2 separate regions of the Homo sapiens genome follow, and region 1 is linked to region 2. A link is a loop called in an ENCODE intact Hi-C map of the cell type or tissue named here. Cell type or tissue: mammary epithelial cell. All regions are shown on one strand.

Region 1 (8,000 bases), 67 kb after region 2:
TTAGGATGATCACATCCTGTTTTAAACAAGTCCTTCTGAGAAAGCAAGATGGAAAATGCATTTCCATGGAGCCAACTGGAGCCTGGAGCCTGCTGCAGCAATCTATGGCAAGAGCTGGTGAAGGCTGGATGTAGGGTGGTCGTGAGAGGTCTATGAAGGAGGTGGAATGAGAGGACTTGCCACCACCTGGATGTGGGGGTGAAGGGACGAGTCAAGGAAAACCCCACTTCTGTTTCATTCCTTCTGGTAGCTAAGCTTATTCACAAGATAGGCAAGAGGAATTTTCAGCCTCAGACATGATAAACTTAAGGTTCCTATGGGACCTTCAAACACAGACGTCCTGATGAACAGAGAGAGAAAGGGACAGAGGAAACAGCACTGGAGCCCATTGGTGACAGCGCCTTAGGCAACTCTCTGAGGAGACAAGCATAGACAACCAGACCTAATCAAATCCCAGCTTCTGCCTCTTAGCAGCTATACGACCTGGGGCAAGTAAATTAACCTTTTTGGGACTCTGGTCTCACCTAAGGAAATTCCTTTTGGGATTTAATGAAATCAGAAAAGGACATGATGTCATGGCAAACAGAAGAGATTTAATATTTTCCTCTTGCCCTTTTGTGATCATATACTGCTTTGTATTATAATTGAGTACTTAACCTTTGCAGCAGATTATAAGTTTTCTTGCTGTCACTCATCTTTAAATCCCTTTTGACCATATTTGTAGGCACAGATTCTCAAATATTTGAATTGCCACAAGTCATATGAAAAACTAAGGCCAGACTGTTCTGGGGGACCAGGGGTTTCCTGCTTTTGACATTAAATAACAAATGCAAAGATCTCAAAATTGCTATGTGGCTTAAGTGGTGTTGATTTAACTCTGTGTTGGGGGTGGGATGGAGAGAAAAGGGCAGTGGGGTTTGGAAAAGAGGGAGAATTTTGTCAGCCTAATAAAGGCTAGTCAAAGCCTACTCTGTGAAAACTCTACTGTAATATTTAAGAGGAAGAGTGTCTATCAAAGTTAATATTGCATAGCCTCTATCCTCTGGCTCAGTTCAAGTAAAGGTCTTAAGTCATGTTAAATAATGAATTCCAGCAAATGGATCTTGCCTTAAACCAAATGTTAAGTCAATAGTACACTCCGTATATGAGACGTATATACTTTCTTTGCTAGGTCATTTTGCTAATTCTAACTCTTAAAATGAATATTTTAAAACTACAATAAGATTTTTAAAACCAGACTGACCAGTAAGGCATACATAATTCAGTTCCACAGAGCTAAGCTTGTTCATTTTTCTTCAGCGTTTGCCTTTAAATTTGGGATCTAACTTGTCTTTACCTATTTTTACGGCTGCCTTCCTAGTCTGAAAATATCTTGGTCACTAGATATTTTGTTTCATCTCCAGCTTAGCTCCTAAAATACATTCAGGATCACTTCTTCCTTCCCCCTTCTTCCCTGGTAGCTTCATATATTCCCATCCATTCACCCATAGCCCAGTTCAGTATACCTACCTCACATTCTGTGTCTCAGTCACAAATATCTTTTTTAAAAACCTGCCCAAGTTTCTAATACAGAATGATGTGGCAACTGCCTCAAAGCTCACTGTTTGGCTCATTTAATCATTTGGATTAAACGTAGACAATGATCCAATTCAGAGCTAATGGTCTTTAGGACTACTCTTATTCCTGGCTGTCTTCAACCTGGGCACATGTGACATGCCTCAAGCATGACCAGTTTGAGAGGACACTTTGGTCCCCAAGGGCCGAGGAAGAACAAGTTCCTCCTCGCTCACATATGTAGTCTGAACCTGAGGTTCTTGATTCTCTAGGATGTTTCTGAACTCTGGGTGGTTCCCATTAAACACACAATACACATCTCCATCCTTCTTAGCCAACCTCTAAGATTTTGACACCCCACTGACATATAGAACCAAGATACCTTCCAGTTCTTCTCTGCCTTGAATAGACTTGAACTTCCCAGCTGTGAATAGACTCAACTTTTTGTCGTGTCTACAAGATGCTCTCCTACCCCACTGCCAATAGGGGGAAAAATGAAAGCAGACAGATGGCCACATTAGATGGAATCTGCCATTGAGGTGGCAACTTCCCCATGGCACCCAGCCCGTGGTCTACTTGAGTTATTCCTCAGACACTGACGAGAGGTGCAGAGTCTCAGGGAGAGACTACTGAGACGTAATCCTTTCCCTTTAAACATGACTTTGACATATGCATTACACACACTTACACACGTCTGACTCCACCATGACTCACACTGGAGGTGGTGTTTAAAATGAACAGCATCTCCGTGCTATTATGATGCTTCACTCAAAATTGCTTTACGGCTTCTACTACAGGAGCAGGTCACATCCAGGAAATGGTTTGCCTGATCTAGAGCAGGATTTTCTCACTATTACCTTATGCCCCAGGGCTGCCTTACTTTCTTCAAAACCCAGATCAGGACCTGCAACCTATGACCCAAAGCACTCTCCTTGTAAATTCAGGATTCCCTACTAAGCCAGTCCCTAGCTTTTTCTCTCTCTGAACTCTTTAAACACCTTTTACATTCTCCTCTTTCTCATAGCTCATGTCATTCCTCCAGGCAGAGGCCCCTGAGTTTCCTGTGGTTAGTAGACATGGATAGCTGCCTGCTGCATCAGACTCAGCTGAGCCCAGGAATCCTTCTGAAAATAAAAGATTTATCCTACAAATTGGTGCAACCTTTGGGAGGACAATGTGTTTGCCTCTATTCTCATTTAAAAGGCACATGCCCTTTGACCTAACAGTTTTGCTTTTGGAAATTTATCTAAATATGGTTATAGAGAAAAATGTACACAAGTTTTCAATACAGTATTACAAAGCAAAAGAAACATGAAAAAACATCATCCTGGGAGGAACTTAAATCGCATATCAATAGGCGACTGGTTAAATAAATAATAGATATGTATATTTTGTGTCAAGACTATTTCTGTAAAGACACATAAGAAACATAACATTGCAGCCAGGCGCAGTAGCTCACGCCTATAGTCCCAACACTTCAGGAGGCCGAGGCAGGTGGATAACCTGAGGTCGGGAGTTCGAGACCAGCTTGACCAACATGGAGAAACCCTGTCTCTACTAAAAATGCAAAATTAGCTGGGCGTGGTGGCGGGTGCATGTAATCACAGCTACTGGGGAGGCTGAGGCAGAAGAATCGCTTGAACCCGGAAGGCGGAGGTTGCGGCGAGCCAAGATAGTGCCATTGCACTCCAGCCTGGGCAACAAAAGCGAGACTGTCTCAAGAAAAAAAAAGAAACATAACATTATTATCATTGCTATCTCTGGGGAAAAGGACAAGAAGCTGGAAAAAGACACTTTAATTTTGCTTTAAGCCCTTTAGTACTGTGGAAATTTTTTTTTTTTAATAATTATTATTTTTTTTTTGAGACAGAGTCTTGCTCTGTCGCCCAGGCTGGAGTGTAATGGCGCGATCTCGGCTCACTGCAACCTTCGCCTCCCAAGTTTAAGCGGTTCTCCTGCCTCAGCCTCCCGAGTAGCTGGGATCACAGGAGCCCACCACCATGCCCAGCTAATTTTTGTATTTTTAGTAGAGACAGGGTTTCACCATGTTGGCCAGGCTAGTCTTGAACTCCTGACCTCAGGTGATCCATCTGCCTCGGCCTCCCAAAGTGCTGGGATTACAGGCATGAGCTACTGTGCAGGGCCTGTGGAATTTTTTTTTTTTCAAATGAATTCACACTTAAGCTACTTAATAGAAAAAAATGTGAACCTTTATCATTTAGAGCTACTAAACACTTCATTAAACAATATCACTTAATCTTTGCTAAACACGAACTAGAAAAACTAGGCACAAATAGAAACTGTATAGACCAGATATACATTAGAATGGGTCTGCTTTAGCAGTTAATGGTTTAATCATTAACCAGGTCAGGGTATTTTTCTCTAAGGCACTTTATGTGTTGCTGACTCTTCTACAATCTAAGTGGCTCAATGTAAACCATTCCCCTTGTGCTAAACATGCGTGTTTATACTTAAAGTCGATTTCACTGAGGAAATTAGGGTAGGGTCAGTTTGTAAGGTTTTGCCCTAAACCTTAAAAAGAACACAAAATCCTTCAGGTCTTAAGCAAGATTGATGCCCAGGCCCTATGAAGGACACATTGAATCTTCTGTATATTTTTTAACAAGCTCCACAGGTAATTTGGATGTGGCTGGCATTGCCTCGTGCACACCTAAAGTAACCATGCTTAGAAAACGCTGTGTTATCCAAAAGAAACACAGCACAGAGAATTCTATGAACAAACTATTGCAGTACTCTAAGATTTTAAAATAAGTAACTTTCTCAAACACTGATATGGGGTTTAGAGTTAACACTGCGGGTAAGCAAACCCACCAGGCTCTCTCAGTTGACACAGCTCTTCTGGCTCCTTCGAGGAAGTGAGGACCAGTATGTGGAAGAGCCTTTGGGGCTGGTGTTTCTCAAGCTACAGCTTCAGGCAATCTCAGGGACAGAACCTGGACTGTGCATCTGACAGCCGCCTTTCTACCTCCCACCTCCACCCCATTCTTATGTCCAAGTAGTTTGAAACTATTGAGCTAGATCAGTATATCCCGAACACCAAATTGTTAAGAGTGGATGGAGCCCCAGTGATCTTTCCCACTCCCCAGACCAGTGAATCAGGAAATCTCTACTGGAGGTTCTGCAGTACCCCAGGTTCTTTATCTAAACAGGAAAGTTAGGAAACACCAATTTAGGTCAAACTCATTTTAAGATAAGGAAATCAAGGCCCAAGAAGTTTAAGTGATTTCACCAAGGACTTATAGCTGATTAATGATAGCTGGGAGCTGTGAAACCTGGTGAGCTAATTCTTCCCTCTTAGACCAATACTGCTTGTTATATTATGTGTAATCATGAGAGCCCCAGTATCTGTGCAGTTTCTGATTCACCAGGAAGAGGCCCCAAGTGATTAATAAAGCCTGAACCCAGGGGCATGTCAGAACGCACCACTGGTTTAAAGGATGACTGACATGGTAAAGTGTCCAACGTCAACCTGCCCTCGGAATTCTTTCACTTTCAGTATCAGTAGGAGAAATATACAATTGTACATTTCATAGAAAAGTAAACCCAGCCCCACACAGTTAACAACCAGGTGAAGCGGGAACACAGGACAATTCAAAGTTTTCGGATCACACCATTTCTTGGTCAAATATTAGTACCTTCAGCAAAAGACCTCTAATTACCACACACTTTTGGTTATGGCAACAGCCTGCTCCTTACTTTTGGGAGAGAGGAGTACTCCACACCCATGGCCTGAAACCAGGATCTCCAAACCCATCAAAGAGAAACATGGATGGGAAACCAAACCCCCCAAGCTTGGAAAGCATCCAGCAAGCTTTAATTCAGGGAGAGTTCAATCGAGATATAATTGCCTCTAATTGGCCCTCCCACACGATCTCACAACATACAGCTATAATCAGTTCCACAAAGAATATGTTATATTTCTTTTCTCCCTTGAAAAGCCAGAATCCTCTCTTGTTAGGTACTTACCATCACTGTTTTGATTTTTGTAAATATACCGAGACATTAAAAAAGGAAGAATGAATGGGTAAAAGCAAAGAAGTAGATGGATTTCTTTTTTAAAATAAGCACTGATCCCTATGACCTTAATGATAACCCAGTGCGATTCAAATCTGTAATGGAGACTGATGTCGACTCAGGAAACCTTTCTAGTCCAGGGCACATGTGATCCAAAAAACACATTCATCTGGTCGGACATTTTCCATACTCTGATTTTTATCTTTCTTGGCATGCTCAACTCTCCTTTAATAAAGTCACAACCCTTTGTTGCCATGGAACCCAATCAGACACGGAGCCTGTTACTATGACTTCCCTGCAGATATAAAAAAAGACCCAGTGACCAAAAGACCAGCTCTTTCTTAAAAAAAAAAAAAAAATTACAAGGCAAAGAGGCTCCAAAAAAACCTCAACACTTCTGTATTTACTGAAGTTTAATCTTTTATGTAGGCTCACCTGAACTCTTCAGCCAAAGCTAGCTCATGTTTCAGCTGGAACTTTCCAAAGAAAATGATTTTACAAATAAATACCTAGGCAAAGAAGGTAAAAAATATTCTTGGGATATCTTACTTTTCTTCTTCTTCTAGGCAAGCTTTCTGAAATTTGAGTAGCTGTTTAGCAAACATGTGTCAATCAGCAGCTGCCAAATTGCAATATTCATTTCCATCAATACTTAATGTTGCCAAGAGCTCATTATTTCTCTGAAAAGAAAAGATATTCTAAACAATACAATCAATCCTGTGTTCTGGACCTGGACTAAATCTGCAGGAAAAAAAAAAAAAATCTGAGACTAAGCAGAGTGGACTGAGCAGAGCTACTTAAGGGAAGAGAATTAACATTTGTTGAGTGCCTACCATGAGCTGGGCACTTTTACGTCATCACGTCAGGACCCTGTAACTGAGGCAATGCCACCTCTGTTTGGCAGATGAGGGACCAAGGCTCAGAAAGCTTAAGTACTTAAGCAGCTTGTTCAAGCTACCAGGCTAGAATGCTGCCTGGCTCCCAAAGCCAGAGCTATTCCTTCATTCAACCAGCACTTATTTCTGCTCTCACAGGTGTTGTACATTTTGTTATGCTTCTTATTCTTCAGGAGCGAATTCACAGCCTGTAAAGCTTGGCTGTAAAGAGAGCACGGTGTCCATCTTTACCGGCACAGGGGCCAGTCTGGCTACACCCACGTACAACTACCACCACGTCTATACAACACCAGCTACCCCTTGGGGGAATCCCGAATAAATGCCCTGGCTACTTGCCTAAGGAAACACGTGTGGGCTAGGCACCCATTACACCCTTCCAGAGGTTGGGCCACGGCCCAGAGCCTTCCAACCCTGGACCTCATGGTGGGGAGGACCAGGAAGCTCTGGGTGGCCTTTTCATGTGCAGTACCATCGGCAAAGTAAAAGTCAAGCCATGCAAACCACAACAGTTTCTCCAACCTGGTTTTGGACAACCAGCTTCAAGAAATGACTAGTAAGAAGGAATGTGGCAAGCCACAAAAGTTATAATTTATATTATTAATTATACCAGCCTCTCAGCTAAAGAAAATTTACCTATTTCATGTACAAAGATTATAACAACTGCTTTCATTAAAAGAAATTTTTAAAATCACCCAAAACTGCAATACGATACCACTTCATACTTACTAGGATGGCTGTAATTAAAAGACAGATAATAATAAGCACTGGTGAGGATGTGGAGAAATCAGAACCCTCATACACTGGTAGTGGGAATATAAACTGGTGCAACCACTTTGGAAAACACTCTGGCAGTTCCTCCAAAGGTTAAACAGAATTACCATATGACCCAGCAACACTCCTTCTAGGTATGTACCCAAGAGAAATAAAAACATATACCCCCACAAAAACTTACACAGAAGTGTTCATAGCAACATTATTCTTCATAGCCAAAAAGTGAAAACAACCCAAATGTCCACCAAATGTCACATATCCATACAATGAAATATTATTCAGCCATGGCCAGGCATGGTGGCTCATGCCTGTAATCCCAGCACTTTGGGAGGCTGAGGCAGGTGGATCGTCTGAGCTCAGGAGTTTGAGACCACCCTGGGAAACATGGTGAAAACCCGTCTCCACTAAAAAACGAAAAAATTAGCCAGGCGTGGTGGCGTACGCCTGTAGTCCCAGCTACTCAGGAGGCTGAGGCACGAGAATCACTTGAGTCTGGGAGGCAGAGGTTGCAGTGAGCCGAGATCACACCACTGCACTCCAGCTTGGGCTACAGTGAGATTCTGTCTCAAAATTAAAAAAAAATATATTGTTCAGCCATAAAAAGAAATAAAGTACTGATTCATGCTACAACATGCGTGAACCTTTTAAGAGAGGGGGAAATGAAGAATAACTGCTAAGGGTATCTTTCTGAGCTGATGAAAATGTTCGAAAATGGGCCAGGTGCGGTGGCTCATGCCTGTAATC
Region 2 (8,000 bases):
AAGGCTGTGGCCAGTGTGGCCAAGAAGTGATGTCTTTGTCCTGATCCGATGGAGAAACAAAGCCATTTTTCCATAAAAAGGGATGGTTCATCATTGTGAAAGAAATGGTTATCTCGTTGGGGAGGAAAAGGGGGGGTGAAGGCAAGAATCACTGAAAAATCTTAAATCTGTGTTTTCTGGAATAAGCTATCTAGACAGCCTAAATCTGATTTTAGTCTTTATAAAAATAATATCTCGTATTCTCATACTTTTCTGTCACTGTAAGCCTGCCCAGTAGGCAGTGTTTTGCAGACTTTGGGGAGCGGTCTATGTGACCAAATATTGTGTGTATAGACAGAATTTGAAATCGGGTCCTGCTTCATTTACAAGAATTTTGGTGGGCATCTAATCCTACATAATGAAAAAGAAGAACAGACCATTTAAAAACTCAGACAAGATTATATTTAATATATTAATTACTAAAAAGGCACAAGATTACACTGAACATTAGCTACTAAAAAGGCACTGCCAAGACATTCAAACAAATAGCTATTACACACTGCAGCAGATTTTACAGGTTTCTAATTCCAACATATGTTTGAAAAATCCATGAGTGTTCCAAAATATACTTAATAATGGAAGGTCTGCATTAATATACCATCCATGTGTTTTTACCATTTGGTTTAATATTGAATATACTGTTTACCTCACACTAAAAATAAAACCAGAAACCTTATTTGTGACTTTGGAGTGGAAGCTTCCATTTTTGGGTCAAAAATGAATCCTGATTCTTATGGAAATCTCTGTTATTAAGTCATTTCAAGATGAGACAACACTGAAGATCAAATTGTGTTGGGTATCAGTATCTTCTCTCCTCGTTTATCTCTTACACCTCATCCTCCCAGGATCTACCAGTTGATGGTAGAAAGATGGGAACCTTATCTGAATGTTTTTTTTTTCCATGATGTCCAATTTTGTTGTGGGAAAGGATTTGGATAAAGTTTTTGTTTAAATTTTGGTAGATTTTTATCTATACAAGTTTAAATAAAATTATGTTTTGTAAGTTGTAAAAGAAAAAAAAAAGGCTGTTAGAACTGTCCTGGGAAGAACTGGACCAGAACTAGTGCAGCTGCGGTTGAGATGGAGAGATGATGATTTTGAGATGTATTTAGAAGGTAGAATTGACATGGGTTGATGGTGGTAATGACAAGGAAGATGGTTCTGAGGTTTCTAGCTTGGGTGGTGGTGGTGCCTTTTAATGGAAATAAAGAGTACAGAAAGAGCAGACTTGGTGTAAGGGAAAAAACAATGACCTTGGTGTTTTCGTTTGAGGTTCTCTAGGAACATCCTGAACCAATATTATATAAGAAATTTAAAATATAGATCCACTGCTTATAAAAGAGGTAGATGCTACTAGCTATGTAACTGTAGTAGTATTTGCCACACAGGCGGCAGCTGGGTCCACAGAGGGTGTGTAGGAAGGACGGGGAGCCACAGAACCCTGAAGAGTGGTGGAGAGGTACACGGAGACCTGGAGAGAAAACACCCTAAGGGATTAAGCTTCAAAGAACAGGAAGAGGTCTCCAGTGTTGACCAATCTAGAAACCAAGTAAGGCCAGGCTGTGAAATGCATGCACTGGTTTTGGCAATTAGGTGGTCGATGACCTCATTGGATGCAATTCTTGGGAGGGAGGTACTGATTCTAGTTTACAGTGGTTTGAGGAAACTTAGGCAGTAAGGAAGTGGAGACGTTCAGGAAATGTGCTGGAGGGATGGACATGTGACCAAGTTCTGGCTCAAGAGTCATAAAGTTGGTCTTTCGGGGGCACTTCTAGAAGAGATTTTCCTCTCTGTAAAAGGGAAGGAGAGCCTGTCTAGCATGTTTTTCTGTGTGAGGATGTGATGCCTGGATCCAGGGCAGCCATCTTGTGGCCAGGAGGGGAGACATTACTGATAGACGGAGGCCAGTAGAGCAAGAGCAAGAGGACGGCTGAGCATGGTCCTTGGCCTTCACTGAGCTAATAAATCAACCCTGCAGCCACCTGCCTCCCAACTTCTTTTTAGGTGAGAAAAATAAACCCTCGGCCGGGTGCGGTGGCTCATGCCTATAATCCCAGCACTGTGGGAGGCCGAGGTGGGTGGATTACCTGAGGTCAGGAGTTCGAGACCAGCCTGGCCAACATGGTGAAACCCCGTCTCTACTGAAAATACAAAAATTAGCCGGGTGTGGTGGTGGGCACCTGTAATCCCAGCTACTCGGGAGCCTGAGGCAGGAGAATTGCTTGAACCCGGGAGGTGGAGGTTGCAGTGATCTGAGATCGTGCCACTGCACTCCAGCCTGGGCGACAAGAGTGAAACTCCGTCTCAAAAAATAAAAATAAAAATAAACCTCTGTTGCTTCAGCCACTTTAGCTCTGCTTGTAACTGGAATGTCAAGGACACAGCTCATTAGGTGTGATGAAAATGAACTCTACTGTTGCTCCCATTGGCCCTGGAAACTCTTCAGTGGGGTGATATTCCCCTACTGGATGAAAACTCTGGCAGGTCCATGACTTTTGTCCTCACCCTCAGGTAACAGATAACCCAAAGTCACTTTCCCTAGCCAACAGATTTGCAGTTGTGGAATCAGAATAGTACAAGATGAATAAAAGCCTGAATCTGATTTTGCATCGTGTCTCCGTTCCATCACCAGGCCTGTCTCAGGCCCACAGCCTGAAGTGTAAAGAGGCCATGGCTGGTGTTTCTTTCTTTTTCTGCCTCATGCTTCTTCTCCTTCCACCCAACGCTCACCCCTACGAGGCTGCTAGGGTGTGCTTGATCCCTTAGGGCCAGGGCGTGGGAAAGACAACCGGTAGAGTCTTTCCTAAGTGGGTACTGCTAAAAGCCAGCTGGGGTCTCTGTTGTGACCCAACTGATTTTTTTCTCACGGATACTTCTGCAGGCTCTTAGGAGATTGCTACTCCGGGATTCCCTGCAGGTCTCTTGAGGGGATGCATCTGTCCTGGGGTCTCCTCCCTCAGCCTCACAGGGGTGCTGTGCCCACTTCCCACTTTCTTCTGAGGGGATCCCCTGCCCTCATTGGACTAGCAGCATTTCTCTCCTGAGTGCTGCATGCCAGAGCCGGAGAAGCACTCAGCATCACAGTGGCTGCCTCCAGCATAGGCCTCCTGTCTGGCAGCCACAGGTCTCGATAGCTCTCTCACTTGTCAGTCAAGAAGTAGGTCTCAATGCTCTGTCTGAGACCTGCCTTAAGTTGAGGGCAGTAAAACCTCCATCCTGGGCACCTCAGAAGAAATCTGAAGAAAAAAAACAGTTGAAGAATCTTCTCTTTCCCCTCTCTCAATCCTGAAAAGGGTGAGGAGTTCAGGAACACAGGGAGAGGCCCTCAAACCTGCGCTTTGGAAATTCTACCTATAGTGACTTGGCTTTGAAATGTTATCTTCTGTGTTTTAGCATCTTGGGCAAAACTGGTTTAATCACCCACCTCTGGAATGCTTTTTTTTTTTTTTTTTTTTTTTTTTTTTTTTGAGACAGAGTCTCATTCTGTCCCCCAGGTTGGAGCACAGTGGCACGATCTCAACACATTGCAACCTCTGCCTCCCGGGTTCTAGCAATTTTTGTGCCTCAACCTCCCAAGTATCTGGAATTATAGGCATGAGCCACCATGCCTGGCTAATTTTTTTTTTTTTTTTTTTTTTTGGTAGAGACGGTGTTTCAACATGTTGGCCAGCCCGGTCTTGAACTCCTGACCTCAGATGATTCACCAGCCTCAGCCTCCGAAAGTGCTGGGATTACAGGCGTGAGCCAGCGCACCCGGCCTTGGAATGCTTATTATTGAGAAAAATAAACCTCTATTGTTTTAGCCAGTTTTGGCTCAACATTCTATTACTAGCCACCAAAAGCAGCTGAACTGCTTCACTGTGCTGGGTTGGCTTCATGACTCCCCTGGCACAATAAAGACAAAGCCCATCATTTATGATAGTAAAAAACTGCAGATACCCAACAACAGGAGATGAAACCAATGAAACACATACATGATGGAAAATTGTGCAGGCACTTCAAGTGACAACTTATAGGAAAAAGTTCATATTTTGCTAGATTATATACATGCAGAGCAAAAAGACTAAGAGGAAATATGTAAGAAAGGTAAAATTCAATTTGGTTGAGAAATGGAGTAAACATATATTATATATGCATAGAAAATAGCTGGAAGAATACACAATACACAGATATCAACAGTTGCATCTGGGGAGGGGTCTTGGGGATCTGGGTGGGAAGGAAGGTTACTTCTGAATTTTTCAACCATGTGCACATATTCTTTTTTTTTTTTTTTTTTTTTTTTTTTTTTTTTTGAGATGGAGTCTCACTCTGTCGCCCAGGCTGGAGTGCAATGGTGCAATCTCAGCTCACTGCAAACTCCGCCTCCTGGGTTAAAGCAATTCTCAAGCCTCAGCCTCCCCGAGCAGCTGGGATTACAGGTGCGGGCCACCATGCCTGGCCAATTTTTATATTTTTAGCAGAGACAAGGTTTCGCCACGTTGGCCAGGCTGTTCTCAAACTCCTGACCTCGTGATTCGCCTGCCTCGGCCTCACAAAGTGCCGGGATTCCAGGCGTGAGCCACCGTGCCCGGCATGTGCATATATTCTTTTCTCAACTGAGGAAAGTAGTAGTTTCGTGGGTAGGGTTGGGTGGTGAAGGTTGTTTTTGTTTAAGTTCAACGTTTTTGGAGGGAAAGGGATAATAATGGTTTTCTCTAGGTGGAAGAATTAATGCGGATTTTTATCTTTCTCTGTCTCTTCTATATTTCCCCAAATGTCTCCAAGTCATTTTGTATTACTAAAATAATCAGGAAAAAACCCACAATAAAATGCTCTTCCTTTCCTTGTTCCCTTTCCTTCCAGAATAATTCAGTTTTAAAGCCATTAGCAGTTAGTTGAACAGAGTAAGGCAGGGACCCATGGTGGGAGGGGCTGGTAGCCTAGAGCAGGGTGGCCGAGCTCAGGCATGGGGAGGAGGACACAGGGGAGGGGGTACCCGGCAGAGTCATCAATCCAGAAGGGTGGAAGAGGGCTTCCTTGAATGGGCAGCCTGGAGCATGTGTCAAAGCCAGAGAGGGTGGCAGGGAGGTACATGCACTGGGGCCACCAGCAAGGTTGTCTTAGATCCAAGTAGGGCGAGGCAGTCAGCACTGTTAGTACCCAACCATCACCCACATGGTGGAGATGTGGGCAGCAGAGATGGGAAATTTGTTATACAGAGGGAGTGGAGAAAATGAGTAAATATGTTAGAGACAATGGAAGTCCGTGCTTTCACTGTAGGAGAAAGAAGTTACAAATATGGAAAGGAGAGCTTGAATAAACCCAGAGGTGTTGATTGGTATTGGAGGTATTAGTGCGCACTCATGATTTTCAATATAGACATAGATGCAGAAATCAGCAGAGATTTAAATTTTTATATAAATGCATATAAGTATATAAATAAATACAGACATTGTCTTAGTCAGCTCAGGTTACTATCACAAAATACACTAGATTGGGTGGCTTACACAACAGACATGTATTGCCCATAGTTCTGGAGACTGGGAAGTCCGAGATCAAGATGCTGGCTAGGGCCCTCTTCCTGGCTTGCTCCCTACCTTCACACTGTGTCCTTACATCATGGGACAGAAAGAGAGAATGAGAAAGAGAGACTGCTGCTCTTTTTTTTTTTTTTTTTTTGAGACGAAGTCTTGCTCTGTTGCCCAGGCTGGAGTGCAGTGGTGCAATCTTGGCTCACAGCAATTTCTGCCTCCCAGGTTCAAGCGATTCTCCTGTCTCAGCCTCCCGAGTAGCTGGGATTATAGGCATGTGCCATCATGCCCAGCTAATTTTTTGTATTTTTAGTAGAGACGCGGTTTCACCATTTGGCCAGGCTGGTCTTGAACTCCTGACCTCAAGTGATCCACTTGCCTTGGTCTCCCAGAGTGTTGGGATTACAGGTGTGAGCCACCTCGCCCAGCCATGCCCTCTCTTCTTATAAGGCCACTAATGCCATCATGAAGACCCCACCCTAATAACCTAATTTAACCTTGATTACCTTCCACAAGCCCCATTTCTAAATACTATCACAATTGGGACTAGGGCTTCAACATATGAATTTTGGGGGACTCAAAGATTCAGTCCATAACAGATGTCTATGTATGTACCTGTATCATTACATACTATACACACATACATATATCCATATACAAAATGTATTCCCTACCCTGTCTACTATGACGACCTGGGAGTGGTGATGCCCTAATAGCAGAGCAAACCTAGAATCCAGATCTTGGCTTTAAAATGCAGTTTTCCACCAAATGCAACCCAGGCTCCTTACAAGAACGGTCAGTTCTAGGTCTAGGGCAAGGAAAGTACAACATGAGCCTGGAGCACGTGCTTGCTCAAAGAATAATGAGGACATGGCAAAAGGACACAAAACATTGCTTAAATGAGTTCCCACAGCTGTACAGGGTTCAACTTGTTATTAAAATGAATAATAATCATGGATTACAACCCTTTGAATAAAATAGGAAACAGTGATTCCATACTAATATTAGCAAATAGATGAATAAATTGAAAGTTTGGTGAGAAATGGGAGGTACAACATACTTCTCCACTAAATCCTCATTAATTACTCATGGGGACAAAACATCTTTACAGTGAAGGGGCCTAGAAGACACCTTAATTATCAAAGCAAAATCATCAATAATGGGACAAATGGAAACTGAGCTCTATGTGACAGGATGCAATGAGAACAGTATCATTTCTGTGATGTTCTGGCCAAAGATGGATAACTTGAGTTTAATCACAAAGAAACACCAGATTGTGGGACATTATACAAAATGACTGGCCTATAATCTTCAAAAGTGCCATGATCATGAAAGTCAAGGAAAGATGGGAGGAATTCTTTCATTCAGGAGACAAAAGAGATAACTAAAGGTAACCTGTAATTCTGAACTAGGTCATTTTGCTGCAAAGGCAATTATTGGGACAATTGGTGAAACTTGAGTGGGGTCTAAGGACTGGATGTCAGTAAGACATCTATTTACCTTCCTGATTCTGACAGCTGTATTATGGTTTTGAAGGAGAGCGTCTTTATCTGTAGGAATTACACGTTAGAGTAACTGCATGTGACCGGATATCAGGTTGGCAACTGATGGTTACTCTCAGGTGGTTCAGGAAAAATATAATTCTTTGTACAGAACATCCAACTTTTCACTAAGTTTATGATCAGTTCAAAATTTTTAAAAATTTAAACAAATAAATTGATTTACATATAGAACTGAACATCTCTAAATATATAGTAAACGTTATTACATATTATATTTTTATTTATGCATTAATAATGTATAAATATAAAGTACTAAAACCTGGGAGCAGATCTCAACTTCCTTATGCCCAATGGGAATCTTCAAGCCCCTGAAGTTCCAAAGAGGTTCCAAAGAGAGCGAGCCAGGCCTTGGGAGGCTGCATAACTATAACTGAAGGCTGGGTCCCTCTCTATACCTTCTGACCATCCTATTCTGAGAAGATGGCTTTCAAACATCCTAGAAAACTCAAAATCAGAAATTCTAAATTTCTAATATTCTGTCCCTGGGCTCTCTATTCTGTTCCATTGGTCTATCTGTCTGTTGTTACGGAAGGATCATGCTGTTTTGTTTACCACAGTTTTATATATATTTTGAAATCAGGTAATGTGATACCTCCAGCTTTCTTCTTTCTGTTCAAGATTGCTTTGACTATTTGTGGTCTTTTGGGATCCCATATATATTTCATAAGTGTTTTTTTATTTATGTGAAGAATGTCATAGATATTTTGATTGGTATTTCATTGAATCTGTAGATTGCTTTGAGTAGTATGGACATTTTAACAATAATAATTATTCCAATCCATGAACATGGGATATCTTTCCACTTATTTGTGTCTTGTTCAATCTCATTCATCAGTGGTTTCTAGTTTTCAGTGTACAGATCTTTCACCTCCTTAAGTTTATTCCCAAG

What was found. Peaks named below come from ENCODE experiments on the same cell type or tissue, not always from the same donor. Only the 100,000 strongest peaks of a DNase experiment are listed, where the experiment ranks them.
Region 1: a loop joins it to region 2, with 6 times the contacts of the local background. A loop is called at or near these places in 9 of 110 quality-filtered maps.

The regions. Positions count from the first base shown.
Region 1 is chr12:94,616,889-94,624,888 of GRCh38, forward strand. All of the region lies in intron 1 of TMCC3 (transmembrane and coiled-coil domain family 3), which reads right to left. Among named protein-coding and RNA genes, the nearest start is that of TMCC3, 30 kb to the right of the region's middle. RefSeq lists enhancers at 1-350, 4,375-4,494, 4,835-5,154. In mammary epithelial cell, no CTCF peak of the experiment used is centred here; DNase peaks (open chromatin) are centred at 2,273, 4,963, 5,833 and 6,873; H3K4me3 peaks cover 654 bases; H3K27ac peaks cover 6,850 bases.
Region 2 is chr12:94,549,507-94,557,506 of GRCh38, forward strand. It overlaps the pseudogene SUCLG2P2. Among named protein-coding and RNA genes, the nearest start is that of MIR5700, 8.3 kb to the right of the region's middle. In mammary epithelial cell, no CTCF peak of the experiment used is centred here; DNase peaks (open chromatin) are centred at 1,615 and 3,805; H3K27ac peaks cover 2,398 bases.